3 separate regions of the Mus musculus genome follow, and regions 2 and 3 are each linked to region 1. The links are chromatin loops, found by intact Hi-C in ENCODE. Cell type or tissue: heart. All regions are shown on one strand. Links, peaks and the distances in the headings refer to the core of each region. The heading gives the core; the rest is flanking DNA.

What was found. Hi-C counts contacts between places; a loop is a spot of excess contacts. Peaks named below come from ENCODE experiments on the same cell type or tissue, not always from the same donor. Only the 100,000 strongest peaks of a DNase experiment are listed, where the experiment ranks them.
Region 2: it touches region 1 in a loop (2.1-fold over the local background); 8 of 42 quality-filtered maps call a loop at or near these places.
Region 3: it touches region 1 in a loop (1.9-fold over the local background); 8 of 42 quality-filtered maps call a loop at or near these places.

Annotation. Positions count from the first base shown.
Region 1 is chr6:125,155,613-125,166,350 of GRCm38, reverse strand. It overlaps Iffo1 (intermediate filament family orphan 1), which reads right to left. Exons shown (of 9, transcript NM_001302779.1): 8 at 7,159-7,289; 9 at 4,569-5,818. The coding sequence ends at 5,713. It overlaps Gapdh (glyceraldehyde-3-phosphate dehydrogenase), which reads left to right and starts at 578. Exons shown (of 7, transcript NM_008084.3): 1 at 578-799; 2 at 1,040-1,080; 3 at 2,915-3,212; 4 at 3,311-3,508; 5 at 3,643-3,873; 6 at 3,958-4,139; 7 at 4,250-4,499. The coding sequence starts at 1,058. The coding sequence ends at 4,319. In heart, for the core only: a CTCF peak has its summit at 4,203 (motif pointing left); DNase peaks (open chromatin) are centred at 1,310, 2,210, 4,680, 5,440 and 2 weaker places; H3K4me3 peaks cover 4,186 bases; H3K27ac peaks cover 4,193 bases.
Region 2 is chr6:125,205,006-125,215,743 of GRCm38, reverse strand. It overlaps Vamp1 (vesicle-associated membrane protein 1), which reads right to left and starts at 163. Exons shown (of 5, transcript NM_009496.3): 1 at 17-163. The coding sequence starts at 18. In heart, for the core only: a CTCF peak has its summit at 5,106 (motif pointing right); no DNase peak of the experiment used is centred there; H3K27me3 peaks cover 1,381 bases.
Region 3 is chr6:125,220,641-125,231,378 of GRCm38, reverse strand. It overlaps Tapbpl (TAP binding protein-like), which reads left to right. Exons shown (of 7, transcript NM_145391.2): 2 at 582-824; 3 at 962-1,234; 4 at 2,978-3,316; 5 at 4,583-4,888; 6 at 6,429-6,515; 7 at 6,670-7,174. The coding sequence ends at 6,713. Vamp1 (vesicle-associated membrane protein 1) reads right to left here. Exons shown (of 5, transcript NM_009496.3): 5 at 9,073-10,738. E130112N10Rik (RIKEN cDNA E130112N10 gene) reads right to left here and starts at 110. Exons shown (of 2, transcript NR_015604.3): 1 at 25-110. In heart, for the core only: a CTCF peak has its summit at 5,461 (motif pointing right); no DNase peak of the experiment used is centred there.

The sequences.
Region 1 (10,738 bases), core at 859-8,858:
CCTATGGCGTAGCAATCTCCTTTTCAAGCGTCTTCCTGGCCACCCCCTTGCCCTCACAGCGCGGTACACAAGCCAGGCCTCTGGCCAAAGACAGAAGCCAGGAGGGGGGGGGGGGCAGATAGGGAAATGGGGCTCCTGAGGGCTCCCGCGGGAGGAAAAGTGCCCCCACCCTGGCATTTTCTTCCACTCTTTTTTTTTTCGGGGGGGGGGGTTGCTGTGTCACTACCGAAGAACAACGAGGAGAAGATCCTCAACTTTTCCGCAGCCTTTTCAATAATGGGGAGAGGTTCGATGATGCAGTGGCAGGGAGACCCACACTTCTCCATTTCCCCTGTTCTCCCATTTTACTCGGGAAGCAGCATTCAGGTCTCTGGGTCCTGGATGTCCTTGGTGCACACTCCAAGGACTCCTCGTCCTTAAGTTCATAGTCTGTATTCCCTGAGTCCTATCCTGGGAACCATCACCCGGTCACCTCCTGAGCGGGGCAATCTCAGCTCCCCTCCCCCTATCAGTTCGGAGCCCACACGCTTGGTGCGTGCACATTTCAAAAATGAGGCGGGTCCAAAGAGAGGGAGGAGGGGAAATGAGAGAGGCCCAGCTACTCGCGGCTTTACGGGTGCACGTAGCTCAGGCCTCTGCGCCCTTGAGCTAGGACTGGATAAGCAGGGCGGGAGGCGGGGCGCGCGTCATCAGCTCCCCCCCACCATCCGGGTTCCTATAAATACGGACTGCAGCCCTCCCTGGTGCTCTCTGCTCCTCCCTGTTCCAGAGACGGCCGCATCTTCTTGTGCAGTGCCAGGTGAAAATCGCGGAGTGGGCCGCAGGAGGCCGGGGACAGTCGGAAACTGGGAAGGGGAGTGGGCACTGTACGGGTCTAGGGATGCTGGTGCGAAGTGTGCAAGCCGGACCCAGGCTCCGCATTGCAGGGGGGGGATGATGGAGGACGTGATGGGGCGCACGGCGGGAATGGAGGCGGGGTGGGGGAGGGGACTGCCTGGTGTCCTTCGGGCCACGCTAATCTCATTTTCTTCTCCTGCAGCCTCGTCCCGTAGACAAAATGGTGAAGGTCGGTGTGAACGGGTGAGTTCCAGGGCGGGGCCCTGCTCCGTTGCCTACGCAGGTCTTGCTGACCCGGGGGCTCTGCAGTACTGTGGGGAGGTGGATGAGGTGGCCGAAGCGCCCAAGGAGACCTCAAGGTCAGCGCTCGGACCTGGCGATGGCTCGCACTTGCGGCCCCCAGCTGCTGCACCTCTGGTAACTCCGCCTTTGCGGGGATGAGCGGCCCGGAGTCTTAAGTATTAGGAACAACCCCACGCGCCCGTTCAGACCCATCCCGTAATCCCCAGTCCGGGGCTTCTTTCTTTACTTTCGCGCCCTGAGGAGTCACGTGCCAGGAGGGAAGCCCCTCCCCCATCTCCCCCTTCCTCGGGGTCGGTGGCATGGCGTTGTGAGGTGCATACCTTTGCGCATCATCTCCCAGGCTTGGGCTTCCTTTAGGGTAACTGGCCGCCGCCATGTTGCAAACGGGAAGGAAATGAATGAACCGCCGTTATGAAATCTTGCTTAGGCCTTCCTTCTTCCTAGCTTGTGACTAACCTCATTCCTCTCGGCTGGGTGGAGTGTCCTTTATCCTGTAGGCCAGGTGATGCAAGGCTTCCGTGCTCTCGAGAGAGTTCTACCTCACAATCTGTCTCACCTTATTAGCCTTAAAAGCCCTTGAGCCTTATTGTCCTCGGGCATAATGCGTATTCTAGATTATTCTCTGAAAATCAAAGCGGACTTACAGAGGTCCGCTTGACCTCCCAACCCCAGAGGTAGTTATGGCGTAGTGCAGAGCCGTGGGATGGGGAGCTGAGTCATGGTGGTTCTGAAAAGAAATTTTCCACCACAAAATGGCTCCTGTAGTAGCAGCCCCTTCCATCCCCTGCACTTCCCATCACAGCCTCGCACTGACCCAGGCCCTATAGGCCAGGATGTAAAGGTCATTAAGAGGATTGGGTGTCCCTGCGCCTCAGAATCCTGCCCTTCTCCCCGTTCCATCCTCCAGAAACCAGATCTCTCCACTCCGCCCTGATCTGAGGTTAAATTTAGCCGTGTGACCTTTCTGGATCTGGGGTCTGAGCGGGCTCTCCACCCTGCTCCCCCTACACACATCTGTTGCTCCGGCTCTCATTTTTGCCCGAGAAGAACAGGTGTTTCGCGAACGAGCCCTGGGATTAGGGTTGGAAACCCCCCACATGTTTTCTCAGTCTTTCCCCTTAGTTCGAGGGACTTGGAGGACACAGGTGGGCCCGCCCTGTGCTGCTCACGCTGACCTTTAGCCTTGCCCTTTGAGCTTGCTGATGAATGAGTTCACAGGTCTGCCCTGTCCAGGGGGTGTAGCCTGAAGTCCAGCCATGCTGGAACAAACTTCCCAGGGCATGAGTGATGGGGGTGATGTGCCAAGCTTGTACCCAGACTGGGGCAAACTGCCACTTCTTAAGAGACTTAGAATGACTTGGAGGAGGTTTGCTGGGCAAGCAATCACCTCTTGGACAGGAAAGAAACCTCCACTTTATAACCGTGCTATAAAAGCCCTGCCAGGCCTCGGCTGCTCAAAGAATATAAAATTAGATCTCTTTGGACTTTCTAGGGTGGGAACAGTCTATATTTGGGTTGTACATCCAAGCATTCAACTAGCTTTATTAAAGGGAATTCTGAACAAAACATGAACTTCCTGATGCATACATTTCTAATGTACTGTGTCTGCATAAAGGCTTGTACCTTTGTTGTGGTACGTGCATAGCTGATGGCTGCAGGTTCTCCACACCTATGGTGCAACAGTATTCCACTCTGAAGAACATGAGATAGCCTGGGGCTCACTACAGACCCATGAGGAGTTCTGATCTCAGCTCCCCTGTTTCTTGTCTTTCAGATTTGGCCGTATTGGGCGCCTGGTCACCAGGGCTGCCATTTGCAGTGGCAAAGTGGAGATTGTTGCCATCAACGACCCCTTCATTGACCTCAACTACATGGTCTACATGTTCCAGTATGACTCCACTCACGGCAAATTCAACGGCACAGTCAAGGCCGAGAATGGGAAGCTTGTCATCAACGGGAAGCCCATCACCATCTTCCAGGAGCGAGACCCCACTAACATCAAATGGGGTGAGGCCGGTGCTGAGTATGTCGTGGAGTCTACTGGTGTCTTCACCACCATGGAGAAGGCCGGGGTAAGTGGCCGGAAAGCTGAAGGTGACGGGCACCCTTGATATGGTGCAACCTGAAAACCAAGAACTGAGTCTGAAATCAACTTCTTTCCCTTAAACAGGCCCACTTGAAGGGTGGAGCCAAAAGGGTCATCATCTCCGCCCCTTCTGCCGATGCCCCCATGTTTGTGATGGGTGTGAACCACGAGAAATATGACAACTCACTCAAGATTGTCAGCAATGCATCCTGCACCACCAACTGCTTAGCCCCCCTGGCCAAGGTCATCCATGACAACTTTGGCATTGTGGAAGGGCTCATGGTATGTAGGCAGTGGGGAGACAGCTCATGCATTTCTTATCTTACCCTGCCATGAGTGGACCCTTCTTTGTAGGTGTCCCTTTTGGGTAGAGGGGTGCCGTGCAGGACCTCACTCATTGCCCCCGTGTTTTCTAGACCACAGTCCATGCCATCACTGCCACCCAGAAGACTGTGGATGGCCCCTCTGGAAAGCTGTGGCGTGATGGCCGTGGGGCTGCCCAGAACATCATCCCTGCATCCACTGGTGCTGCCAAGGCTGTGGGCAAGGTCATCCCAGAGCTGAACGGGAAGCTCACTGGCATGGCCTTCCGTGTTCCTACCCCCAATGTGTCCGTCGTGGATCTGACGTGCCGCCTGGAGAAACCTGTATGTATGGGGAGAGCTGGGCTTGTCTCTGGTGTGACAGTGACTTGGGACAAGGATAGTCATTTTGGGGTTTGTTCTTATCAGGCCAAGTATGATGACATCAAGAAGGTGGTGAAGCAGGCATCTGAGGGCCCACTGAAGGGCATCTTGGGCTACACTGAGGACCAGGTTGTCTCCTGCGACTTCAACAGCAACTCCCACTCTTCCACCTTCGATGCCGGGGCTGGCATTGCTCTCAATGACAACTTTGTCAAGCTCATTTCCTGGTATGTGGGGATGGGAAACCTGACTTTTAAGAGCAACTGGGGGTTTGGTGCCCTCTGGTGGCTAGCTCAGAAAAGAAACCCAAACTAACAGTTGTCCCAATTTGTTCTAGGTATGACAATGAATACGGCTACAGCAACAGGGTGGTGGACCTCATGGCCTACATGGCCTCCAAGGAGTAAGAAACCCTGGACCACCCACCCCAGCAAGGACACTGAGCAAGAGAGGCCCTATCCCAACTCGGCCCCCAACACTGAGCATCTCCCTCACAATTTCCATCCCAGACCCCCATAATAACAGGAGGGGCCTAGGGAGCCCTCCCTACTCTCTTGAATACCATCAATAAAGTTCGCTGCACCCACCTCTCCTTGGTTTTAATGCGGTGTTGGGGGAGGGAGGGTGTGTATGGGGAGGTGAAGCAGGCTCAATCAACTTTTGTGCATGTATCTTTATTGGCTCTGACATCCAGCTGGGTGCCGGAAGTCCAGGGCTACATTCTATCCAAGTCCCAGCCCAGGGCGCCTGTCCTGAACAGCTGATATGTCTGGCAATGCGGAGGGTGGGGCTTGACAATGGGACAGGAAATGCAGTCTGAGACTCACTTGTTGGACAGCACTGACTTCCAGAGCTCACTGCTCTTGAGAAAGATCGGTGTCCTTTTATCTGCAAACAAAGGTTAATTGTACCCAGCCCTCCTGCAGACAGACGTAAAATTAGATAAAATTGGAAGGGCGCCCAGTACAGTAAAACCTAGTGGTATCCATGAAGAGGGGCTGTAGCACTGGTCGATGCTTTGGTTCGTGCGTCACACAGTGACTCAGTGCTTGGGAAGTATTCCACACCGTCATTGCTTTTAAAGGTTCCATTCCAATAGTTCAACATAGCGTCTCCTGGGAGGTCGTGACTGACTCCCTAGGTCAGGGACATCTTAACCTTTTGGTTTTGTCAGTGACAGCCATGGCGGCATACCCTCAGCTGCTCACTGGAGAAACAGGCCCCGAGCACCAGTAACCTGCAGGCCACACCCATGTGCGGGCAGCAGCTTCACCTCCTCAGCCGCGACCTGGGCCCAGCACAGGACTTCCCAAAGGCGAGCCTGCACGGCCATGTTCACTGCAAGAGGCAAGTGAACAGCTGGGAGCATGTGGACAGAGCACCCCACACCCTCCAAAGCCTTACTAGGGAGCAAAGCCCTATCCCAAGGTACATGATGAATCTGCTTCACACGAGTGCCTAGGCAAGTTAGCACCAGTACAAAATCCAAGATACCCAAGGAATACAGGCAGGTCCCGTGATCACATTCCTTACAAAGTGGAAAAGGGAGGCTCACAAGTGTCCTGGCAGCATTCCGAAGATGGAGAAGTAGCAGATACCCACATGTGAGGAAGGCAGGAAGGAGTGTCCCAATGTCATGGGCGTTGTACAGGGAGGGTGGGGCTGAGCCTAGCTCCAGACACCCCAGAACCTGGGGAGGGACAGCCCAGGGCCAGGCTTCATGCAGTGGCACAGAAGACCCACACCCCTGCAGACCCACACCCCTGCCCCAGTGAGCTCTGGGGTGCCAGACACTGGTTTCTATCTCATGGAGCTATCAGATGAGACGTCTCGATCGGAGTCCTCAGTCTCACTCGGCGGTGGCGGCGGGTCGCTAAGCGGGACCGCAGTGAAAGCAGGAGACTTTCTAGAAAAAAACACCAGCTGTCACCTTGGACCAAGCAGGAAGGCTGCAGACTTCTAAGCTTGCTTTCTCATGGCCTTCTGAGGTACAGGGGGTGCCAGGCAAGGGCTGGGGAGGGAAGAAGACACTTCCCTTTTCAACTTGATGGGGAGCAGTGCCTCTCTTATCTTGGGGGGCTCTGAGAGGCTCAGAGATCAGAAAAGTGCGAAGTCACAGCACGGAGATGCCCCCTGAGCCACGCTGGGGCCTTAGCTTCTTGTCCAGCAGTAATCTGGTATGGGGGTGGGGGCTGCTGGACCCCAAAACTCCTGGGTGCAAGCAATCCTCTTGCCTCCAAAGTGGCTGGGGTGGAGCCACAGATCTCTTGTAAGCATGCACACTATACTCAGCTTGATGTAATTTGGGAGATTGGGTTGGGTTTTTTGTTGTCTTTGAGACAGGGCCTGTACGCATTCCTGTCTGGCCTGGAACTCTATACAGAGGTGAGGCTGGCCTGGTACTTGGAGTACCTGCCTGTTGCTTCTATGCATTTGAATGACAGATATGCGCTAGCACACCTGACTTACTGTAGTTTCTTGGATTTTGTTTGTTGTTGCTATTTGGTTTGTTTGGGACAAATTTTTGCTGCTGTCGTCCAGGACAGCCTAAAACTCATGACAATCCTTCTGCCTCTGCCTTCCAAGACTGAAACTGCAGACATGTACCACTCTGCCTGGTTTGCAGTAAATTTTAAAAAAAATTTTTAATGTGTGTGTGTCTGTGTATGTGTATCTGTCTGTGTGTCTGTGTGTGTATGTGTGTGTCTGTGTGTGTATCTGTCTGTGTGTGTTTATCTGTGTGCCTGTATCTGTCTGTGTGTATGTCTGTGTGTATCTGTGTGTCTGTGTCTGTCTGTGTGTGTATCTGTGTGTGTGTGTTTGTATCTGTGTGTGTGTCTGTGTGTCTGACTGTCTGCCTGTCTGTCTCTGTGTGTGTGTGTGTGTGTACACAGGGCCCCACACAGGCTAGGCAAGTCCTCTACCACTAAGCTATACTCCGAAACCCCAGATTTACTCTTACACAAGGTCAAACACATAAACCCGTGATTTGGATAAGATCCTGTCCCCGTATCTTTGGTCCTTGCCTGGTTTAGGTTCTAAGACACTCAGAGTTGGGACACTGGTCAGTTTCATCTGATGGCCAAGGCAGGGAGAGGAAGCTTCATTCTGGGCCACACCTACAGGCGACTCCCAAGGACAGCTGGACATAAAGATGTGACCTGGTCCCTGCCCACAGACCATCGGGGCCTATTCCAGCCTTCCTCCCTGGGAGAGAGACCCAGCCCGCTCGGGGCAGGCCCTTACCGGTCCCCGGACTGTGTGATGAGCCGGCGGCAGGTCTCCATCTGCACGTCCAGGCCCCGCTTCATGCTGCACATCTCCATGTACTCATGCAGGTGTCGGTTCATGTCGTTCTTGGCTGTGGCCAGCTCCAGCTGCAGTAAGGTGGGGTCAGGGAGGACCACGGTTAGCAAACCCAGGCAAGGCCCTGGGGGCCAAGCAGCTCAGGAGACAAGTAAGCTACAACTGCCTGTTTCCCCCAGGATATGGAGGAGGGGTGGGGCAACTGGCGATCTGACTTCAGGCCCTCACTGTGGCTAGGCAAGGGCTCAGGACAGTGCTCCCCGCTCGGCCCTGTCCTGCCAATCCACTCCTACTGCCACCCAAGAATCAATCAGCTGATGTCTGAGTTCTCTGTAAGAACAGCAAGAGCACACAACACAGTAAGGATGGTGCGGTGCGGTGCGGTGCGGGGAGCACGCATCCCTCCAGCGCTTACTCGGCTCAGGCAGCAGGGTCCCGAAGGCAAACCTAAATATAAAACCCGGTCTCAAAAAGGGGTAAGGAGGCCACACCAGGCGGCTCAGTGGATAAGGCTCCTGCGCATCTGGCAATGTGAATTTGTTCTCTAACCTCCACACATGCACCGTGGCATGTGGAGAGAGAGAGACACACACACACTAATAACAATAATAATAAAATTTAGTATTTTGGGGGCTGGTGAGATGGCTCAGTGGGTAAGAGCACCCGACTGCTCTTCCAAAGGTCCAGAGTTCAAATCCCAGCAACCACATGGTGGCTCACAACCATCCGTAACGAGATCTGACGCCCTCTTCTGGTGTGTCTGAAGACAGCTACAGTGTACTTACATATAATAAATAAATAAATCTTAAAAAAAAAAAAAAAAATTTAGTATTTTGTTTGTTTGTTTTTCGAAACAGGGTCTCTCCATGTAGCCCTGGCTGTCCTGGAACTCACTCTATAGACCAGGCTGGCCTGGAACTCAGAAATGCGCCTGCCTCTGCCTCCCGAGTGTTGGGATTAAAGGTGTGCACCACCACTCCCGGCAAGGCAGCAGTTCTTAACCTGTGAGTCTCAATCCCCTTGGGGGTTGACTATCAGACACTCTGCATGTCTGTATTTATGTTATAATTCGTAACAGTAGCAAAATTAGTTATGAAGCAGCAATGAAATAGTTTATGCCTGGGGCCACCACAGCGTGAAGCACTGTGTTAAGGGTCACAGCGTCTGGAAGGCTGAGCACCACTGCTTTAAGGACAGACAGGGCCACTCATCTGTCCATCTTTGCCACTGAGCCTCCCCTCAACTGAAGCTAATTCACTGTGAAATATTCCAAAGCCTCGCTGCAATGGAGGGAACCTGGCTGCTTCTGTTTATAGCATTTCATTCCACATCATCTTCTCCCTTATATCCTGCTCGCCCACATAAGAGAGAGACCTTCCTCCTGAGTGATTACAGGGTAAATCCCCAACAAAAGAAATGGGGGGGGGGAGTCTCTGTATCAAGAAAAGTCTCCCTTCCAGAGCTGACTCTGCAGCCAGGTTTGAAGGCAGCAAAAAAAGTAGGCTGAGGCGGAAAAGTATCTAGGCCAGAGACAAACTGCGGCCTCTCTTTGTTTGTGATACAAAGGCCAGGGGCCAGATAGGGAGAATCAGACTGCGGTGGGGAGATTTGCTTGGCTGCCTGAGGGCAAAGACAAGGAGGCCGAGTGGCCTTGAAGCATGTGGATCAGCTGTGGGAAGTCACCCGAAACAAATGTGAACTGGACCGGGTGGGAGTGGGCCCCAGGAGCAGACAAAGGAGACAGCCAGGACACTGGCATTTTGGGTCATCTGCTGAACAGCTGGGTGGTAAGCCACAGAGGAGATGGCTTGAAAGGCATGCTTGTTCCCACAGCAGACTGCACCATTTGTGAGAAAAACATGACACTGAGGATCAGAGCTCAGCTGCCACCCCCCACAGACAAATGCACACAGCATTCCAGGTCAGAGATCAGCTGCCACCCATGTACATCAACACGCACACACACACACACTATTACAGGTCAGAGAGCAGCTGTCACCCATACATACCAACACACACACACACTATTACAGGTCAGAGAGCAGCTGTCACCCATACATACCAACACACACACACACACACACACACACACACTATTACAGGTCAGAGAGCAGCTGTCACCCATTCATACCAACACACACACACACACACACACACTATTACAGGTCGAGAGCAGCTGTCACCCATAAATACAAGCATACCCCTCACTCCCTCCCCTACCCCACCTCCATTATAGTCTCTCAAAGCATAAGGCAGTACTACCAGCCATGTCTCTAAGTGTCATATGTCACCCTGATTTACACACTGAAGGGGAAGATGCACATTCTAGAAGATGCCTTCAACAAATCACCCCCAAATTTCAGACTCAGTGTGGGAGAGGCAGGGGTAGAGGTAGATAGGAGCGATGAAGGGGCGGGGCCATGGAAGAAAACTCCACCCACCACTCTGCATCACCATTCAATAATGGGGGCTGGTCTATCTCTATGCCAATAACCCTGAGATCAAGGGTCATGGAGATAAAGGTCCTACAGATGCTCCAGGGAGACCCAGGAGCTACTCTGCTACCAACGCTACCAAGTGAGCATCCTTTGGCTTTCTCCTCAACTCATTCTCCCAGGAGAGAACAGAAGTCATACAACTTAGGAACAGCTTCAAACATGTTCCCAATTTTTTTGGGAGGGCAGGGGGAGAGTAGAGGTTTGAAGCAGGGCTTCTCTGTGCAGCCCTGGCCATCCTGGAAGTAGTTCTGTTCCCCAGGCTGTCCTCGAACTCACAGAGATCCTCCTGCCTGTTTTCCCACTACCAGGACTAAAGGTGGCACCACCACACTCCATTTTATAGGTACTGGTATCAAACCTAGGGCTTCACGCATGAAGGTAGGCAGGCATTCTACCATGAGAGCACAGTCCCAGCCCAGGGTGCTCTTCTCTGTCCTACCACATCATGTTTACACTTAGTTATTTGTGGCCTAAGGGATGAACCACAGAAGGGCAGCAGCTCCTGATCACTGTGCTAAGACTCCTACCTGGCTGACGGTAGGGAAAAAAGGACCAAGCCTTAAATCTACCGTCTGTAAGAGGTGGACACAACCCAGGGAGGGGGACAGGAAGGAGGAAGGAGCAGTAAGAGGAGCGGACAGGAGGAGATGGGAGATCATTTGTCCCCAGGCAAAGCTTAACTGGTGGCAGAACACTGGCTGGGTGGGAATTCTGGGTTAAAAACCAAAAGCACTGGTTTTCCTCAGAGTAGCACGGCCATCTGACATGTGCTGGCCACTGCAGAAGAGTTACTTCCAAAGTTCCCTTTCAAAATGCAAACAGAGTGACCCCCATGGGCACGGGAATGCACCACAGGGCTCGCAGGGAGCCCAATGGCATTAGTCTCCTGCCTCATCCCTGCATCAGTGTCTAAGACATAGAGCCCTGTTCACTGTCCAATGGCGACCCCCTTCCTGCAGTCCCTGCCTGCAGTCCAGCAGGACAATCTAAACCCCAGCCCCACCACCATTCATACCCGATGC
Region 2 (10,738 bases), core at 1,868-9,867, 48 kb before region 1:
AGCAGAGTCAACTCACATTTTTCTGAAAGAGGAAGTGGAGGTCCGTCCCCTCTCTGGAGAATGCAACGAGACGGGCAGGGAGACACTGCGGCTGAAGCAGACGGAACTGTCGAGCGCCGCCTCACACGAAACACCCGGAACTCTAACTGCGGTGGAACTTACTGCAGGTGCAGGGCCGGCTCTCGGCTTTATTAGACATGACCACGCCTCTCGGATGATGTCAAAACCTCCAGGTCCAATCCTCGTGAGAAATGGCCTGCTAGTCCCGCCCCCACAACTACAGCAATTACCATTGTCCTCTTATTTCTATTTCTTCACTGACCAATACAAAAGTGGCTTGCTTAAAGTCCAGCTCAAACTCTGTCTCCGCCGCTGAGTTAGACCTTTTATGGTGCCTACCAGCCAATCGCTGAGCTGGAGACTGCTGTCATTCTTACCGCTCCCGCCCACAGCACCTGGCAGAAGGAAACCCAAGTGACTTAGACGCTGGAATCCAACTGGCTGCGAGGTTCAGCAGTGAATGCATATTCATGAAGTCCTTGGCCACAGGACCACCCCGTCACCATCCCTGCCTGAGACCATAAAACCCACATTCTTCATTCTTCTCTTCCCTATCACGAACTTCATCCCTAAACCTGTTAACACAGCGACTTAGTTAACCCAGCCCAGAAACCTGAACTAAAGTAGACTTCCCTATTTTATGTTTATGCTTTGTTTTGTTTTTTGAGACCTCTCTCTATAGATAGATAGATAGATAGATAGATAGATAGATAGATAGATAGATAGATATAGATATATACATATATACAGATATATAGATACACACACACATATATATGTGTGTATATATATATATATACACACATATATGTATATATATATACACACACATTATGCGTATGTATGTGTGTGTGTGTATATATATATATATATATATATATATATATATATATATACACACACACACACATATGTATATATATATTATGGTACAAGTTTCTGCCTGCATCTATGCATGCTTGGGTGCCCTTGGAGGCCAGAGGAGGGTTATTCCCTAGATGGTTTTGAGTATATGTGAGTGCTGGGAACCAAACCCTCTGCAAAAGCAATATGCTCCCTCCACCACTGAGCCATCTCTCTCCAGCCCCAGCCCTTTCCTCTTTACTCCTCCTCCAAAATCTAAGTAGAATCAATTTTTCCTTCTCAATACTTAAAGACGTTTCTTCTCTCTTCCAGTAGAATCCCTTTCCTAGACATCAGTTGTAAAATTCAACATTATTTTATGCTTCACAGCTTTAAAGGAATCTATAGCTGTGGTTGCGTTTTCCTAGCCTTAGAATTCTTATTTTACATTTAGTGGAAGCTTAGGTTTTGGATGCAGTGTAAATGTTTATATCTTAGGCATCCATGCAAAAGGAAAGAGAACATAGTAACATTAATAGGACAGTTACAACTTGACGTTCAGAGACTCTTTTCCCAGCAGAAACAGAGGCTTGTGTAGTCCAGGCTGGCTTCAAACATGAAATGTAGTCAAGAATGACCTTGAAATTCTGGTCCTCCTACTTCTGCCTCCTGAATGCTAGGACTGCAGAAGTTTACCACCATGCCCAGTTTTCTGCAGCGCTGGTCAGCGTACTCTGTTCCTTTTGCATGCTAGGCATTCACTCTGCCAACTGAGCTCCATCCCCATCCCCCAGAGACTAACTCTCAGGCAATCATGTGTTTCACTCAGATGTCCACATGTTGGTGTCCTGTGTGCAAGCGTTTACGTCTTTGGAGATGCATGCAGCATTTCATTACTGGACAGGACATACTCCTTTTCTCCCTCTGGAACTTCCTTTCAAGGGCCTGGCATTCATTCTGCAAGTTGTGACATTTTGATGTTCATGAGCAGGTATGACAAATACAGTGTGGGTAGAGCCTGACTAAGCTACAGCAAAATTTCTGCCAAATGGCAAAAGAAAGACGGAACGGAAAAGGGGGGACAATTCTAGATTCAAGCCTGTGTCCAGTCTTGTTACCGGGTACCTACCTAATTACCACAAATGCCATTCACGGCTATTTTTCTTCTCTAAACTTGTTACTTTAGATCTGACCCCTGCCCTGTTTTTTATTCTGTTGCACTTTACAATTGATGATTTTGGTTTTGATTTTGGATTTCAAGACACGGTTTCTCTGTGTAGTCCTGGGTGTTCTGGAACTCGCTTTGTAAAGCAGGCTGACTTCATACTCAGAGATCCGCCTGCCTCTGCCTCCTGAGTGCTGGGATTAAATGTGGGCATTACTGCTGCCCGCTTTTAGATCATTTTGCCTCATGGCAGGTATGACTTGGTTTGGTTTTCTGCCGTATTCCCACCTCAGCCCCCCCAGCCCCCGCCAAGTGCTGGGATGACACTGAATAGGAATTTTAAAAGTATGTTCATGAGCTGATGAGAAAGAAAACATGGACTAAAGGTCAAACAAGTGAAAGCTGACATCTGGAGAGGCAGCTGAGCATTGCTCTTGAGCGTGGTGGCCTCGTGGGGTAGCAGCATAGCATAGGAAACAGCATGATGGTCTTACTCAAAGTTCAATCCCTAACAGAAAGCCCCTACATAAAGTTGGAATCCCTATATTGGCAACTAAGGGAGTTTTTAAAGTACTGGCCCCCGCATGCTCTTCAATTGAAATTATTTACAAACTAGGTGGCTGCTGAAGCTCTCTTTGTCCTTTTAAATATTTGAATTCATAACCTTGAACTGTGTTTTTAATACTTTGCCTGAAATCCTTGTTTTATTCACTTCTGAGAGCCTTAGCATCTTTTCTTCCTAAAATCATCCTGGCAAGAATCTCCAAGTGGTCTGGCATTGACAGTGGCACCCAGCACCAGCAAGAGCAATGCAGACCTCCCTGGTAAGCTCCTCTTCAGTGGAGGCCTTGGGGAATTTCCACAGAGACAGTTCCAAGAGAAATAAATTGTGGTCATATGCTGAAAACAAATCAGGGAAGAAATGCCAAGAAACAGAGAGACAGAGACACGAATTAAGGAAATTAAAAAGCCATGCCAAGTAGTTCAACGTCTGAGTAATAAAGAATATGAAAAGGGGGAAATTGGGATGTATGGGAAAAGGAAATGTGTGGGCAGGGAATTAATTATCCTGAACTAAATGAGCTTGTCCAGACCAACTTGTGGGTTCTAGCTACCACAATGACAGAAAAAGAATAGCATTAAATTAGACACATCTTTCTGTAATCTCAGAACAGGAGAGCAAAACAGGAGGTTTTGAAATCTTTCAACAAGAGAATAAACATGGGACAGGAGGGAGAACAGCACCATCAGTGCAGGCGAATAGTGCAGCAGCGCCTAAAGAGCTTTCAGGGGCTAGAGAGGCTCGACAGGATGAGAACCGTCTGCTCTTCCAGGAGACCCAGGTTTGCTTCCCAGCTGGCAAATGGTGCCTCACAACCATTTTTAACTCCAGTTCCAGTGGATCTGGAGCCCTCACACACACACACACACACACACACACACACACACACACACACACACAAAAATAAATAAATATTTTTAACCTGGGCAAAATGATTATTAACCTAGAATTTTATATCATCTCAAATATTAATAAAGGTGAGGGGGAACCAGGGCTCTGATGTCATCTACCTGTAATTTCACCACACAGAAGAGAATGGAGAAGAGGATCACTTGAGGCTAGAAGATCAACTCCTAACAAGACCCAGTCTCAAAAAAAGGTGGAACTAAAGATGTCATTCAGATAATGTAGGGAGTCAGAAATGTTACCATCTCCCCTGTCGAAACAGTCCACTGTGTGATGGGCTCTGGAAAATAGGAGAGAGACAGGCGACAGTTCTAAGGCATGGAACGGAGGGTCGTAACAAAATGCTTGAAATGGAAACCGTACTAAGGATCAAGATACAACCTGCCCTGACTAGATTAGAAGAAGGAAGCCGGGGGTGGTGGCACACGCCTTTAATCCCAGTGCTTGGGAGGCAGAGGCAGGTGGATTTCTGAGTTCAAGTCTATAAAGTCTATTTCTGAGTTCAAGCCTGGTCTATAAAGTGAGTTCCAGGACAGCCAGGGCTAGACAGAGAAACCCTGTCTCAAAAACAAAACAAACAAAACAAAAAAACAAAAAACAAAAACAAAAGAAGGAGAAGAAGAAAGGAGAAGGAGGAGGAGGAGGAAGAGGAAGAGGAGAAGAAGAAGAAGGAAGAGGAGGAGGAGGAGGTAAGCCCTCAGTATACAGTCTTCAGGCAAGGCATTAATGCAATATCTGACATGCTTAGGCATTTGGAAACTGTCTTGGTTAGTTTTCTATTACTATGAGGAAACACCATGACCGAGGCAAGTTGTAAAAGAAAGCGTTTAGCTTGGGTAGCCACGGACCATCATGGCCCATCATGGCAGGGAACATAGCTACAGGCTGGCTAGAGTTTATATCTGGTCCCACAAACCTGAGGCAGAGAGAGTGAGAGAGCTTACCTGAGGCAGAGAGTGAGAGAGCTCAGTAAGAATGGTGGGGATTTAGAAACTCCAAAGCTCACCCCCAGTGACACACCTCCTCCAGCAGGGCCACAGCTTCAAACAGTTCTTACAGAGTTCCACCAACTGATGACCAAGACTTAAAACCTATCGGGACCATTCTCATGTAAACCACCAGAGAAACTAAGGCAAGTGTTTCACAGATCTAATTGGGTATAACTTAGGGATAAATAGTATGGTTTTTTTGTTTTGTTTTGTTTAGTTTTAAGTTTCAATGATGTATTGCTTTTCTCATATATGTGTGTGCGTGTTATTTATTTATTTTATGCATATGAGTATACTGTAACTGTCTTCAGATGCACCAGAAGAAGGCATCAGATCCCATTACAGACAGTTGTAAGCCACCGTATGGTTGCTGGGAATTGAACTCAGGACCTCTGGAACAGTAGTCAGTGCTCTTAACCACTGAGCCATCTATCTAGCCCATGTTGTTTTTCTTTTTCTTTTTTTCTTTTTTTCTTTTTTTCCATGTTGATTTTCTTTACTGTTATTTTATGTGTATGTTTTGCTGGAACTTGTGTCTATCTACGCATGAATACAGTGCCTGTAAAGGCCAGAAGAGGGAGCCTGAGCCTGGAGTTACATATGGTTGAGCTGTCATGTGAGTACTAGGAATTGAACCCAGGTCCCCTAGAAGAGCAACCAGGCTCCTAGGGGCTGAGTCATCTCTCTAGCCCCAAAACTTAAAACTTCTGTCTTAAGATAATGGAATCTTAAAAAGAAAAGAAAGTTACTGAATAGGAAAAACATTTCAAATAATATATCTAATAAAGAACTTCTATCTAAAAAAGAAGAGGGCTGGTGAGATGGCTCAGTGGGTAAGAGCACCCGACTGCTCTTCCAAAGGTCCAGAGTTCAAATCCCAGCAACCACATGGTGGCTCACAACCATCCGTAATGAGATCTGACTCCCTCTTCTGGAGTGTCTGAAGATAGCTACAGTGTACTTACATATAATAAATAAATAAGTCTGAAAATAAAATAAAAATAAAAAAGAAGAAAGAAAAAAACTTCTGTCTGTGATAGATAACAAACCTGTGCAGTTCAAAAAGAAACTAATTTGAGCCACATGGTGCATACCTTTACTCCCAGCAGAGGAGAGAGGAGAGAGAGAAATTAGTTTGAAAATAGGCAAAGGACGTGTTTAGACACAAAATGCCAATAGACACTAGAAAAGATGCCCTGTGTCATAACCATCAGAGAAATGCAAATAAAAACTACATTGAGATACCAGTTCACCCCCTACAAATGCTGAAAAACTCTCAAAGTATTGTCAAGAATCTTGACAAATGACATCTTCATACATCGCTAGTAGGAATACAAAATAGTGCATTTGTTGTCTTGAAAAGTTTCAAAATTGCTCAAATAGTGTACCCAAGAAAAAAGAAGATACAAACACACACACTCACAAACTTGTACGTGATGCAAGCGCTCAGAATTTGGGGTTCAAGAGAAACTAAGTAGATTGTGTTTTGAGGGAGAGATTTCTTAGGAGTGCTATCAATGCCAGAGAAAGATAGCACGACAGAATCTCCTCTTACAGGTTTCAGAGACCTGAGGAGGCCCCATGTCTGTAGTTGATGAGTAGCCTACAGTATGATATGATCTACAGTCAGATTGTCTCTGATTCCTGGGGAGTCAGGAAAAGGTTTGGACCTTCAGTTAATGTGTGTCTGTCATATGGGAAGTGTAGTGGTTTGAATGAGAGGGCTGCTGTAGGATTGTGTATTTGAATGCTTGTCCCTAGTTGGTGGAACTGTTTGGGAAGGATTAGGAGGTGTGAGGCCTTGTTGGAGAAGGTGTGTCACTGGGGTGGACTTTGAAGTTTCAAAAGCCTGGGCCAGGTCCAGTTAGCTTTCTTACTGCCTCATGTTTGTGGATCAGATGCAAATTATCAGCTACTGCTCCAGCGTCATGCCTGTCTCCCTGTGTTCCATGTTTCCCACCTTGATGATCATGGACCCTAAACTGTAGGCAAGCCCCCCACCTCCCAATAAACTCTTTCTTGTGTAAATTGCATCGGTGACTATGTGCCCTCAAAGCAATAGAAAAATAATTTAAGACAGGAGGTATCACTTAACAGCTCCTAAGAACTTCTAGTCCCAAGTAGTCATGTATTTATGATAAACTTCCATGAAACATTCACAATACATAAAAAAGCAGACAGCAGTAGGTGTTCAGTTCTGGGAGGGTTAACTGGGATAACTGGAAATAATGGCTGAGGGAGAGATGATGGAAATATCAAAACTTGGGGGCTGTGGTCCAGATGTAAAGTGAGTAAATAAATTAATGGGGAAAAGGAAAATATCTAAAGTCAATTATGGTGATAGGCACACAACTCTAAACAGACAAAAAGTTTCCAAAGTCAGTGAATTGTATGATGCATAAATTACGTCCCTGTAAAAGAGTTTTGATCTCTCCTACTGCCCTATAAGGAAGGCATTCTCCCATGACTCTCTCGCCCTCCCTGGGTCTTTCCTCCCACCAGCAGGCAGCTCTCACCATGAGGGTTTCAGCAGATACAAGATCTACCCCAAACAAGGACAGAACTACACCAGGACTGACCAGGAGGTTTCCCAGTTTCTGAACGCAAAATGCAAGTGCACATGTCTTTTCTAAAAGGAATCCTTGGCAGATAAATTGGACTGTCCTCTACAGGATAAAAAAAAAAAAAAAAAAAAAAAAAAAGAACAGTTGGAAGAAATTCAGAAGGAAAGAAGCCACCGCCAAGTCCATCGGGCCGTCACTGGCACATCTTTTGAGGATATAATGACCAAAAGAATTCAGAAACCAGAACTTAGGGAAGCTCAGAGAGAGCAAGATAACATGTAAGCAAAAGGCTGAAGCCTGGATGGCCTCTCCTCCCCAAGGTAAAGAGAGTATTAATTAGGTAGATCAGAGTCTTAAATAAAGATCCATTTGTGGGGGCTGGAGAGATGGCTCAGCAGTTAAGAGCTCTGGCTGCTCTTCCAGAGGTCCTGAGTTCAAATCTCAGCACCCACACTACAACTCACAACTGTCTGCCCCTCCAATTCTAGGGGATCTGGCACCTTCAAACATACACGGGGGCAAAATACCAATGCACATAGAATAAAAATAAATAAATCTCTTTTAAAAAGATCCATTTGAGGCAGGTGTGGTGGTGCACACCTTTAATCCCAGCACTCAGGAGGCAGGGGCAGGTGGATTTCTGAGTTCGAGGCCAGCCTGATCTACAAAGTGAGTTCCAGGACAGCCAGGGCTGTACAGAGAAACCCTGTCTCGAAAACAAAACAAAACAAAACAAAACAAAACAAAACAAAACAAAAGATCCATTTGTGATTTAAAAAAAAAAGTTTAATAACATAATTGTTCCCGTTAAACATAACTCAGCTCAAAATAATATTTATTTATTTATTTATTTATTTATTTATTTGGTTTTCGAGACAGGGTTTCTCTGTGTAGCTCTGGCTGACCTGGAACTCACTCTGTAGACCAAGCTGGACTGGAATTCAGAAATCCACCTGCCTCTGCCTCCCAAGGGCTGAGATTACAAGCAAAATAATATTTATGAATTCCTAATAATTTAAACACTGCTTACCAATTTAAGCCAAAGTAATGATATTAGTAAAAGTAGGAAGGAAGAGATGTGGAGTGAAAGAGAAAAGGAGAGAGAGAGAGAGGGAGGCGTGACCCAGTGTCCTGGCAAGATGAGTTCTTCCTGTGAATAGCTGCCAGCTCTCTTCCAAAACCGTACCTGGGGCTGGGGAGGTGGCTCACCGGAAAAAGTGCTAACTGTGCAAACCTAAGGACTTGAACAAGATCCATCGCCCACTGAAAAGCCAGGTGCAGCAGAGCATACATCTGTGACCCAAGTGCTGGGCCACAGAGACCGGTACATCCTGGGCCCTCAGTGGCCAGCCAGTCTAGCCAACAGAACATACTCCAGCTCCAGTAACAGACTTGTCTCAAAAACTAAGGTGGAAGGGCCAGATGTGTTGGCACATACTGCCACTCAGGTGGCAGACACAGACAGATCTCACTGAGCTTGAGATCAATCTAGTCTACCTAGAGTTTCCAGGCTAGTCAGGGCTACATATAGATAGACTGAGAGACTAAAGTTTTGGGTTCAGACTCCATCTCAGAAAACCTGACATGTTTGAACTCAAGTACACTAACAGACTGGTACCTAGCTCCAGTTTCCAGGTTACCTCCCAACAAAAACTGAGCCTAAGTCCAGTTTCCAGGCTACCCCCCCACCCCCCCCCAACAAGATCTGGGTCTCCAGGTTACCCTCCCCAACAAACACAGTGTCTAGCACCAGTCTCTAGCCCCCAACAAATCTGGCACACACACCCCACCCCAGGTTACAAGCCCGCCCCTGCCTAACAACCACCAATCAGGAGGAAAACAGAAGTTAAGTTTATGGTTTGGCTCCCAGCACCAGCCAATTTATGCTAAAGGCCACAGTAGCCATCAATTAGATGCTTGCCAGGCCAGAAACACTCACTCCTCGCTTGCCATTTTCAATAAAACTTTGTCCGGATGAGTGCTTTCACTCCACCAAAACCGTCCTGTGGGTCAGAGGCAGTGAGTTAAGCCAAGCTCAAGTTTGAATAAAGACACCCTAATGCATTGAATTCAGCTCCCTTGGTGGTCTTTTGGGGTTCAGGAAAGTTTTGGCACAATAAGATCATGCTTCAGAAAAAGAAAAGAACAAAGAAAAGGAGAGTGAGAGCGAGTAGGGGAGGAGGGGGTAGGGGGAGAGTCTCAGCAGGTAGAGCACATTGCACACAGGCCTTTAATCCCAGCATTAGGGAGGCAGAGGCAGGCAGATCTCTGAGATCGAGGCCAGCCTGGTCAACAGAGTGAGTTCCAAGACAGCCAGGGCTACACAGAGAAACTCTGTCTTAAAAACAAACAAACAAAACAAAAACAAAAAACCGCCAGGCGTGGTGGCACACACCTTTAATCTCAGCACTCTGGAGGCAAGAGGCAGGCGGATTTCTGAGTTCGAGGCCAGCATGGTCTACAAAGTAAGTTCCAAGACAGCCAGGGCTACACAGAGAAACCCTGTCTCGAAAAACAAAACAAAACAAAACAAAACAAAAGTCTAAAATCAGCTGCTGGTGGCGCACACTTTTAATCCCAGCATTCAGAAGGCAGAGGCAGACAGAACTCAGGTCTAAAGAGCAAGTTCCAGGCCAGCCAGGATTACACAGAGAAACCTTGTCTTGAAAAACCAGAAAAGGAAATATGGAAGTGTTTGTTTCTAGAAAGAACATGGGTGGGTAGAGGGGAGGGGAGGATTGCTCTGTCTCATAACATTTTCTAGTCTTTTCTACTAGCTGGGCTCTTGTATGACTTTTATTTGGAAAATATAAATCAAGTATTCAGTCCCTTCCCCCTACGAGTCCCCCCCTCCCCTCTTCCTCCTCCTCCTCTTCATTTTTGTTTTTCAAGGGCTTCTCTCTGGAGCCCAAGCTGGCCTTACATTTGGGTCAATCTTCTTCCCTGGGCTTGCCTGGGATTGCAGGTGTGACCACCAGGCCTGGCTCCTCCCCTTTTCTGAGCTGTAGTTCACACACCATGTAATTCACTCCTTCGTTTTCATTTAATTTTATTGGTGTGTATTCTTTTAGGTCTCACGGAGCCCAGGCTAGCGTTGAGCTTCTGCCCCTCCTGCCGGCACATCCCAAAAGTGCTGGGATTGTAGACACGTATCACCATCTCCAGTAAAAATCCAAACTGGTTAGTTTTGGTTGGTTGGTTGGTTGGTTGACTGATTGGTTTTAGTTTTGGGTTTGTTTGGGTTTTGTTTTTGTTGTTATTGTTGTTTGTTTGTTTTTGTTGTTGTTTTGTTTTGAGACAAAGTCTGACTATATAGCTCTGGCTATTCTGGGACTCTCTGTAGACCAGGCTGTCCTCAAACTCACAGATATTTGATTGCCTCTGCCTCCCGAGTGTTGGGATTAAAGCAGGGTGTGACCATGACCAGTTCTAAAGTGGTTATTTTTACCCCCTTGTCTTAAATTTGAACCTAGGGCCTCAAGCATGCTGGCTCAGCTGTACTACTGAGCGACATCATGGTCCCTTCAAGAGGTTTTCAGTATATACCTTGTTCGACCATCACTACTACCGTACCCAATTTGTGGTTGTTAAGTTTTGAGGCAGAGTCTTGGTATGTAAGTTACTGGTTCTCACACTGTAGACCAACTTC
Region 3 (10,738 bases), core at 924-8,923, 65 kb before region 1:
AGAGGGGTACGGCAGAGAACTCACAGAAAAGGGGGGCTTCCTCGATGGGAAGGCAGGGTGTTAGCATTCTGTGGGACAGCTCACTGCCCTGAGTTGAATCCTTAGAAGAGGAAGGGGCTCCCCAGGCTAAGAAATCATTGGGTTGGTGACTCCTGGTGGGCGTGGCTATGGCAGAAAGCAGAGGCCTCTGGGAAAGTTGGGTGATGAGAAAAAGGTTGTCAATGTCCCTAGGAACAGCAGTGTCTTGGCTCCTCTCCCCTGTGGCAGTATTTCTTATTCCTTTTTTTTTTTTTTTTTTTTAACCTGAGAATTCCTTTCCAGAAATTCCCTTGCATCCCACAGCTGAGACTCAGAAATACAAAGCATAAACCCCTCTGGCTTTGATCAGGACAGATCTAGGACTTGAAATAACTCACAGAGCCGCTGCCTGAGTAGCAGGTGCCTCAGCAGAAGCTGGGTTTATAGATGACACCAGGACAGCGGGGCTCAGAAGGCACCTTTACCTGCTGCTCAGCCCGGGGCTTGGTGAAGGGGTGGGAAGAGTGTGGAGGACGAGGGTGCTTGTTCCACTTTCCCTGCAGACCCTCCCACAGCGCCCACCACAGCAGAAAGACAGCGGCAGCCCACGGACATCATCTTAGACTGCTTCTTGGTGACAGAAGACAGGCACCGCGGGGCTTTTGCCAGCAGTGGGGACAGGGAGAGGGCCTTGCTTGTGCTGAAGCAGGTACCAGTGCTGGATGATGGCTCCCTGGAAGGCATCACAGATTTCCAGGGGAGCACTGAGACCAAACAGGATTCACCTGTTATCTTTGAGGCCTCAGGTAAAATCTCCCCATCCTAGGCTTCCTCCACAGGAACAGCCCCGTTCCCAGTTCTATCTACCCACGCCTGCCCCCCCCCCCCCCCGGTCTGGCGTTGTCCATCCAACATTACTTCTGTATGCTGCCCTTCTCCCCAGTGGACTTGGTACAGATTCCCCAGGCAGAGGCGTTGCTCCATGCTGACTGCAGCGGGAAGGCAGTGACCTGCGAGATCTCCAAGTATTTCCTCCAGGCCAGACAAGAGGCCACTTTTGAGAAAGCACATTGGTTCATCAGCAACATGCAGGTTTCTAGAGGTGGCCCCAGTGTCTCCATGGTGATGAAGACTCTAAGAGATGCTGAAGTTGGAGCTGTCCGGCACCCTACACTGAACCTACCTCTGAGTGCCCAGGGCACAGTGAAGACTCAAGGTGAGAAAACAAAATGCAGTGGCACAGGAACATTTTGTATTATTGTGTGTGTGTGTGTGTGTGCGCGTCCATGCGCACATACGTGTGCACATGCCACAGCACATAGGTAGAGATCAGAGGACAGCTTATAGAACCTACCATGTGGTTTCCAGGGATTGAACTAGTTCACTATGCTTGGCAGCAAGCACTTTATGCACTATGCCATCTCAATAGCCCCAAGATAGTTTTTTGGTTTTTTGGTTTTGGTTTTTTTTTTTTTTTGGGGGGGGGGTTGTTGTTTTTTTAATTTGTTTTTTGTTTGTTTGGTTGGTTTGTTGGTTGGTATTTTGTTTTCTTTTGTGGTTAGAGATGGGATAGAAGGAAGAAAACAAATATCCCACAGGTCCTCCTGAGGTACCCATAGAGCTTCATCTTTTCTTTCTAAAATATCCTGAGTCAAGAAGAGGGGATGCTAGGAGATCCTTATTCGAGCAAGCATCAAAACATAATAATCATCAGGTATTTTCTCCAAAGTGGGGAAGCAACACATGAGGACACTGTAGCTACACATGTCACTACACTCTTATTTAGCCAAACTCATGTTTCCTCCCAGGGAGAGGGAGTCTGGTCTGGTGCTTCATGGCAATTACAGCAGAGCACAGGGAGAAAGAAGTGCTCAGTAGCTCTTACTAGTGAGCCCATTCCTCATTCTCTCCCACTTAGTACCTCCTACCAGGTTCAAAACCAAGAGGAAACATATTGACAGGCACCTGGAGAGTCCAGTTCATTATTTTGCCTCCAAAAAGGAGAAAATCAAGTCCACAGAAGATGACGATGAGGGGGCCCCTCTCCTATCCCTGCAAACCCCTAAAACATTAGCCTTTAGTATTATGTTGTCCCATACTGAGGATAGAACCTAGAGCCTTGTGCTAAACACGAGCTCTACTACTAAACTACAGCTTCAATTCCTTTTTCAGTTTTATTGTGAAACAGGGGTCTCACCCAGATGCCCTGGCAGGCCTGGAAACTTGTGATTCTGTCATGCCTCCTTAGTAGCTGATGGTACAGGCATATACTACCACACCCTCCGGCTCTACAGTCCTTTCTGAATGTGCCTTGCCACATCAGAAAAGATGTTCAGCATCTCCTATCCTTGGCCATGGGTAGTTTAGTGCTTCTCCCTTTTTGAACTTATTCAGATCTACAAATAAATGAAACAACATACCCCCACCCAGCCGTGACTTATTTCTGACCTATTTCGTCAGCTGTCATAGTTCCTCTCTACCCGACTAACATAGATATCCTCCCCTGGACTGACTAGGCTGTAGGGACCACAACACTTCACCCCCAAATGCTCCCATGTGCAGTTAGGGCTGATAGCTGAAAGTCAAGGCCACTCTGCTTCACAATAACCAAGGATCCCAAAAGCCTATCAAGGCTGGGGAGTGCTCTACTCACAGTAACAAGGGTCCAGTGCACACAGGACTTAACAGTATTTCATTCATGGAAAGACGTGACTATTGAAGCTGGACGTACTGTCCACATCTGCAGTCCTTGCACTTGGAGGGACTGAACCACGAAGATTGTGGGTTTAGGCTCTCATGTGTGCCTTGCTGCACCATTAATTTATGGCTCCACTGGACAGGAAATGAACTCAGTACCACTGTCCAGGGAAGGGAGCCGGAGCTGTCTGTCCATGGCTCAGAGGCCAGGTGACCTTAAGGAAGAAACAGTCTGTAAGTCACCCTTTCTTTCTCTCTACAGTGGAGTTCCAGGTGACATCAGAGACCCAAACCCTGAACCACCTGCTGGGGTCCTCTGTCTCCCTGCACTGCAGTTTCTCCATGGCACCAGGCCTGGACCTCACTGGCGTGGAGTGGCGGCTGCAGCATAAAGGCAGCGGCCAGCTGGTGTACAGCTGGAAGACAGGGCAGGGGCAGGCCAAGCGCAAGGGCGCTACACTGGAGCCTGAGGAGCTACTCAGGGCTGGAAACGCCTCTCTCACCTTACCCAACCTCACTCTAAAGGATGAGGGGAACTACATCTGCCAGATCTCCACCTCTCTGTATCAAGCTCAACAGATCATGCCACTTAACATCCTGGGTAAGGACAGGCCTTGGGTTTTCTGGGATAAGGGAGAGGGAGATGCCTATGGGAATGTTTCCCAGACTAGAATCCAACCCCAGAGAAAATTTCCTCAGAGAAGGAATGCATTCCCACAACCCAAACACCATCTTCATTCTGGAGGTGTGGGTGATCAGATAAGGCGTCTCACTGAATGCCAAGATAATACCCCCAGGAAATAACTACATCAGAATAAAAACCCTGGGCTAGCTGTCTGTAATTTCAGTCCCCTGGACCATTTCCTTGAGAGGGACCCTGCAGGTGTCCAGGCAAGGAAGTCAATCACAGGGAGAAAGAAACCTTGGTTCAGATTAACTTCTTCAACCTGGATCCGACTTGGGAAGTCTGATACAAGGCGATTTATCCCCAACAAACTTAAACGCAGTATAACTGGGGGAAAAGTTATGCTGGTATAATACAGTCCCTTGTAATTACATCAAAACTGGACTTAGAGTCCATGTCATTTCTTTCAAGAAAATGGGTTCTAAAGATAGGAAGCCTGTATTAGCTTTAGGGCTTTAGGGAAGGCTCTGAGATGTTCTCAGTCATACAGATAGTGTAGAGGTCATTTGGGCTATCAGCCACCTCTGGTCCTGGTTTTGGGAGCTTGGGGGAGCCCCCTGGTTATACAGATAATATAAGGGTCATTTAGATCACCAGCCACCTCTGGTCCTGGTTGGAGGAGCTTGGTATGGCCTGGACCAACAGATAACACAGATCCAGGCTATTAATCACTTCCAATTTTCAGCTTTGTGGATGGAAGAACAGGTTTTTGGGGGTTTTTGTTTCTTTGATTGATTTTAGAACAGGTTTTTTAAAAACATCTTTCCCACTGTAAAGACAGTCCTGCGTGCTTCATTCCTAGTTGCTCTGGAGACCTGCGGCCACAAGGGCCTTCATCTTATGTTCCTAGCACTTCCTAATGGCGGCAACAGCCAATTAAGGACAGGCAGAAAGCAGTTCTCAACTCAATGAGCAATCACTGGCTTGCAGAGGTGATAAAAGAGAAAACCAAACGGTAGGGTATGTGGCTCAGTGGTATAGCACTTGCTAGTACTTATAAGGCCCTAGGTTGAATTCCCAGCCTTTTAAGATCTGTGTCCAGGAAGAGCCCTCACCCCAACATCTTGAAACACTGAGGAGTTTCCGTCTCTATAACATACCTTCACGCTTAAAGAGGCTGCAGGCTCCTCTGAGGGCTCTGGTCGGATACCTCTAAAATCTTACTCCTTGTTCTTTCTCCAGCTCCCCCCAAAATACAACTGCACTTGGCAAACAAGGATCCTCTGCCTTCCCTCGTCTGCAGCATTGCCGGCTACTATCCTCTGGATGTGGGAGTGACGTGGATTCGAGAGGAGCTGGGTGGAATTCCAGCCCAAGTCTCTGGTGCCTCCTTCTCCAGCCTCAGGCAGAGCACGATGGGAACCTACAGCATTTCTTCCACGGTGATGGCTGACCCAGGCCCCACAGGTGCCACTTACACCTGCCAAGTCGCCCACGTCTCCCTGGAGGAGCCCCTTACAACCAGCATGAGGGTTTTGCCAAATCCAGGTACTGGGGGTGTCCTCTCTCCTCCCCTGTCTGTATTCAGGCTGGGACTCCCCTGCTTACAGGTCATCTTTGGCTGTGTGCTATTCTCATGCGTTTCCTCAGTTCCACCTTCTGCACACTCTTTATCTTATCTTTATCTTTCCCAGAGTGGCATCCTCTACCACTATGAATCCCCAGCCTCCAAATAATGAGATGAGTAAGCTTGGGCTGGGTATCAGAGGTAAAGGAGTGCTGCTCCTTCCCATAGGAGCTAGAGAGACAAATTGAGGCAGACAGGGAAAAAGACCCAAAACAGACCTTTGAGCCCAGCCCAAGTTCAGCAGGAAGCCCTTAAGACTGGAAGCACAGTCCATATGAAAACCAAACGACACAAGAGTCTACAGAAAACCTAGGGGCCTGAGGGTGTGTGCAAAAAAGGGCACGAGGCAATGATACTTAAGACGATTACATCTGCACACCCATATGACCAAGCATTGGAAAGTCAGCTTCTACACTAACTTTAATATTTTATGTGTTTGCGTGGTTTGCCTGCTGTAGTGCACCATGGGCAAGCAATGCCCATGGAGACCTGAAGAGGGCATCAGATCCCCTAGCACTGGAGGTACAGATGCTTGTCAGCCACTATGTGGCTGCTAAGACTGGAACCCAGGTCCTTTGCAAGAGCAACAAGAACTCTTGACTTCTTAGCCAACTCTCCACCCCCAATATACTCAAGAGCTTCTGAGGGTGATCTCACATATTACACCTCCCATTTATTTTTGGAAACCGGTCTTCCTGAGCAGGCTGGCCTCAAACTCCTCTGCCAAGCAGCCCTCCTACTCAGCCTCCCAAATAGCTGGGACTACAGACACCATCGCCATGTCCAGAATTCATCTTACAGATGAGTAAGCTGGCATTTGCAGACACTGAGCAGTTTGCCCCAGGTTCTCTACCAATATACAATAAAGGAGACACTATAACCAAAAGGCAAGCTGCAAGCCCTTACGTGTTTACACCCTATATCTACACACACTTCATCCCAAAGGCCACAGAATGCTGCAGTTTCAGGCAGGAAAGGATGTGCACCTCACAATGAAATATCCAAGAGCTCCAGACCTATTTGGTTGCTCGCTAGACTATGAGCTTCCCCAAAGCTTGCCTTTTGTTTTGGCTCACATCATTCCCCAGCTATTTGCTGGTAGTCACTGAGATAGCCTCATTCTCTTCTGTAAAACATTTTCAAATGTCCTGAGATAGAATAGGGTCTAGTGGGGTGTGCCTATAAACACAGCACTAGAAGGCTGTGGCAGGACTCCTAAGTTCAAAGCCAGCTTGGACATCATGAGGCCCTGTCTCAGAATAACAAAGCCCCGATGGAGTAAGAGGCAGAACAGCAACACACAAACTTGAGAGTCTTGAACAAGTGCAGTGCTGCTGCGTGGGCAGGCTCCCGTCCTTCCGTGAGGATTCACAGCACCCAGGCCAGAGCTCCCCTCCTAAGGGGAGGGGTACTGGAGGGTGAGGGCTCAGCATGTGGTCTTGTGTTCATTCTCACCCACAGAGCAGAGAGGAACCTTGGGAGTCATCTTTGCCAGCATCATCTTCCTTTCTGCGCTGTTGTTGTTTCTGGGACTTCACAGACAGCAAGGTGAGTTTGTAGATCAACCTACTCTCAGGTATCTGCCCACCCAAACCAGGGATGAAGTCCAGTGTGCTGAGTTCCAGATGTTTCTACCATACCCCCAACATCTGCTTTTGGAATTATCCCTATTGAAAACAATCTTGTTCCGTTTTTCTCTCAGCTTCTTCATCAAGGTCCACCAGGCCTATGAGGCATTCTGGGTAGCCGCCTGCCTGCCTCCGAATACAAAGTAAAGTACTCCACATCCTGGCTACTTAAAGGACCCCGTGTGAGGTGTGGGGCTGAGCTGGGCCTGAAGGTGCCAGCACATTGGGAGTGCAGTACTGGCCCTGGACTGTACAAGTCTCTGCTTTCTGTGCTATTGAGAAGAGAGCCCTGGGCTGATGAAAAGGGACAGGACAAGAGGATGGCAGAATTATCAAAGTGGAAGCTAACACCATCTATGTGAGGTATTAAGAAATCGGGGGTGGGGGCTGGTGAGATGGCTCAGTGGGTAAGAGCACCCGACTGCTCTTCCGAAGATCTGGAGTTCAAATCCCAGCAACCACATGGTGGCTCACAACCATCTGTAACGAGATCTGACTCCCTCTTCTGGAGTGTCTGAAGACAGCTACAGTGTACTTACATATAATAAATAAATAAATCTAATAAAAAAGAAAAAAAAAGAAATCGGGGGTGGGGGGACACACAGGGGAGGGTTACCTAAAAAGGGCTTTCCTTCTCAAAGGAGAAAGGGAAGGAGGAATGGGGGTGGGTCTTCATGCAGAGGTACTAGAAGGAGAGAGGGAACTGATATTGGAATGTAAAATGAGTAAATGAAAAAAAAGTCAGATGTAAAAAAATTCTCTTAGAAAAAGGATCAAAGTGAGGGAAGCGGGAGAGGCTGTGACCACTCATGAATGCCAACACTGTCAAAATAAAAACATGCTGTGACTACAGCGCACTTTCTTCTCTCTCTCCCTGTTGGTTCCAAAACATTCCTAGCTGCTCCAACTCCCAACTCGTTGTTTCAAGGTACGAAGCAGAGGCCCTGGGCTACATCTGCACCGTTACATCATCAGATATTAGGGTTCTGACCCTTCAGACAGCTGCCAGGAGTTTTGGGAGAGTTATACAACACTCCCTCAGCTGCACGAGAGCTTCCTTGTGCTCACTGCTATGAAATACCTTATGGATACAGTGCATCCGAGCCTATAAAGACCATGAATTATGATGTCTGTTATCAAAAGTAAAGTGGGGGGCTAGAGAGATAGCAACCCGTGGATAGGAGCGCTGGTAGATTTTCTACACAACCTGGATTTGGTTCCCAGAACCACATGGTAGCTCACAACCATCTGTAACTAATTCCAGGAGTCTAACGCCCTCTTCTGTCTTCCTAAAGCACCAGACATGCATGTAGTACTCACACATACATGCTAGAAAAACAGGTATATGCATAAAATAAAAACAAATGCATCTTTAAAAATATCTGTGCATGAGTGTGCCTGTGTGTATGTGTACCACACGCACCCAGATGCCTGCAGAGGTCAGACGGGGCCCTGGATCCCCTGGAACTGTAGCTACCTACAGGTGTTAGTGGCCATGTGGGTGCTGCAAACGAGACCTAGGTCCTCTGAGAGTTCTCTTTAGTAGATCTATTTATCTTACCATTTTATGTGTGTTGAGTGTTTTGTGTGCAAGTGTGTATGTACACCACCTGTGTGCCTGGTACCAGGAGAGAGTGTCAGATCCCCGGGGACACACAGAGGGCTGGGGTCGGGGTGGGAGGTTGTGATCCTCCATATAGCTGCTATAAATTGGACCCAGGTCCTCTGCAGAAGTAACAAGTGCTCTTCACTGCTGAACCAACTCTCCAGCCCTAAATTAAGATTTTAAAAATTAAGTTGTGAATGATGGTGCATGCTTTAATCCCAGCACTCAGGCAGCAGAGGCAGGGGGATCTCTCTGAGTTTGATGACAGCCTGGTCTACAGAGTACATTCCAAGGCAGCCAGGGCAACAAAGAGAAACCTTGTCTCGTGGGTGGGGGGAAGGTTTTCTGGGTTTAGAAGCTAGTTTTTGCAGACATTAGGAACAGACCAATGTCTTAAAAGGAGGTGGGGGAAGGGCTGCAGAGATGGCCCCGTGGCTGGGGCACTGGTTGCTCTGGGGAGGATCTGGATGCCAGGCACACACATGTTGTAAATACATACATGCAAACACTCACACGCATACAATAAACAGAACTAGATCTTGAAGTGAACTTGCTATTTCAGAAGAATTAGTATGGAGAATCTACTTACAAGGCAAGCACAATGGGGCACACTGGAAACCCTGTCTTGAAAAACTAAAGAAAATAGAAATGAAGCTGAAGAGGGGAACAAATCATGCATGAGGACCAAGGAGGTACGGGCTGGAAGCCTCCCCCAAGAGGTGACAAGCAGGTGGAGAGGCCTGGGAGGGGCTGAGAAAGCCTGCAGCTGTCTGCTAGCATTTGGTGCCCACTCAGCTTCCTGTCAGCACTTCCTCTCACCAGCACCTGCAAGCCTGGCTGTTTCAGGTATGAAGGCTAAGACACAGACCACTTCCGCTGCCAACACAGAGACTTTAATCTCCAGGAAGAACAAAGAATACACACATCAGCCCTTCTGGCCTAGAGCCAACATAGGACACCACCTTCCTCTCCCCCTCCCCAGCACAGCCCAAACAACAATCAAGTCAATGTTGTGGTAGGAATTTGTATTTTTCGCCTTTGTTGAGAATACATGAGATTGGTAAATATGTCACATGCCTTTGGTGGAAGTACAACTCTTACTACTATACATAAACTGTGAGACTGGGTTAGGAAAGAGACAGAGGTAATGACAGACACGATGGAAGCCCCACATCATCCCATGGCAAACAAAGAGGAGATGTGGGAAGCTTGGCTTCAACTGACTGCAAAGTCCCAGGGTTAGCTGCATATTTGCTCATGCACATGGGTGGTGGGAGGGAGAGAAGACTGCAGAGACACAGAAGGGGGTTCAGGGTGAGGTGAGATAGAAAGTAGAAGGACTAACACCCCCAGAAGAACGAATGCCAACTACACCTAAGCCTTAGATGGACAGAAACCCAGGAAATAATTCCCGTGCTGGGGCTGGGTGGGCCAACAGGGAACATACGCTCCAGGCTTGGGACACACCAAGGACAGTGTTGCTTCTTCTCCAGAGATGGCTCCCTGCACTAGGCAAAGGGAAGCCCAGAGCAGAGTGGAGACCTTCGGGGGACATTGGGAGGCTACACTGACTGCTTTCTTCCAGCTCTTCAGCCCTGCCCTGAGGCAGCACGAAGGGAAGGTGGAAAATGGGCCAAGGGAAAGGAAGGATCGATGGCTCTGCAGAACGAAAGGCTGCTGCGTGGGAAGTGGACCCCCGGCCTAGCACGGCCCTGCCTCCTCCAGTTTGTGGACCAGAGCACAGAAGGAATAGAGGTCTGAGAACATTGCCCTCCTCTTCCCACCCTGCCCTCCACCCGCCGGGCACCTGGCTTTGTCCCATGCGGGATCCTATCATGACACTAGAAGAAGCCCCCGAGACAGACTGTGCAGCTCCTATCCTCGGCTCCAACAAACACAGCATGCAAAGGGAGTGAAAGACAGGAGGCAATGCAGAATGGATGGGCACAGCGGCTGCAGGGAGAACTAACGGAAGAGTGGCAGGCAGCTGCGGATGCGAGGCCCATGCCGCACAGCAGCGCAACGGCACACCAACACAGCCTGGACCCTCCTATCCAAAACTGAGCTGCGGGATCAGTGGACTTCTCTAACTCTGGAAAGGCCCTCCTGCCTCCCCCCGTGTTACATACAGGGTAGTGTGGAGGAAAGTGTTCTGTGGCAGCCTGGGAGTCTTGCCATGCAGCTCTCATTTCTCGTGATCAACAACAAGGGAGGGACAGGCCTTTCATTAGTGAGATGGCAAGAAGCACACTCCTGAAAGCTTGTTATTTTCCAAGCCCCTGATTCCCTGAAATTATTTGGTGCCTTCATGAATAACATCAAATGCTTCAGGTGACATGAAGAGAAGCATGTGGGATGGCTTCTAGGAGAAGGTAAGAGTGTCCTGGTGTTTTTACAACCAGAAAGTACGCCTTTCCTAGGCCTACAGAGAACAAAGCGAGCGAAAGGCTGTAAAGTTCCCCACAGACACAGAAAATCCTGTACTGACATGTAAAGAGTAGCTACAAAATACAAGTCTGACTTTTTCTAAAAGGGAT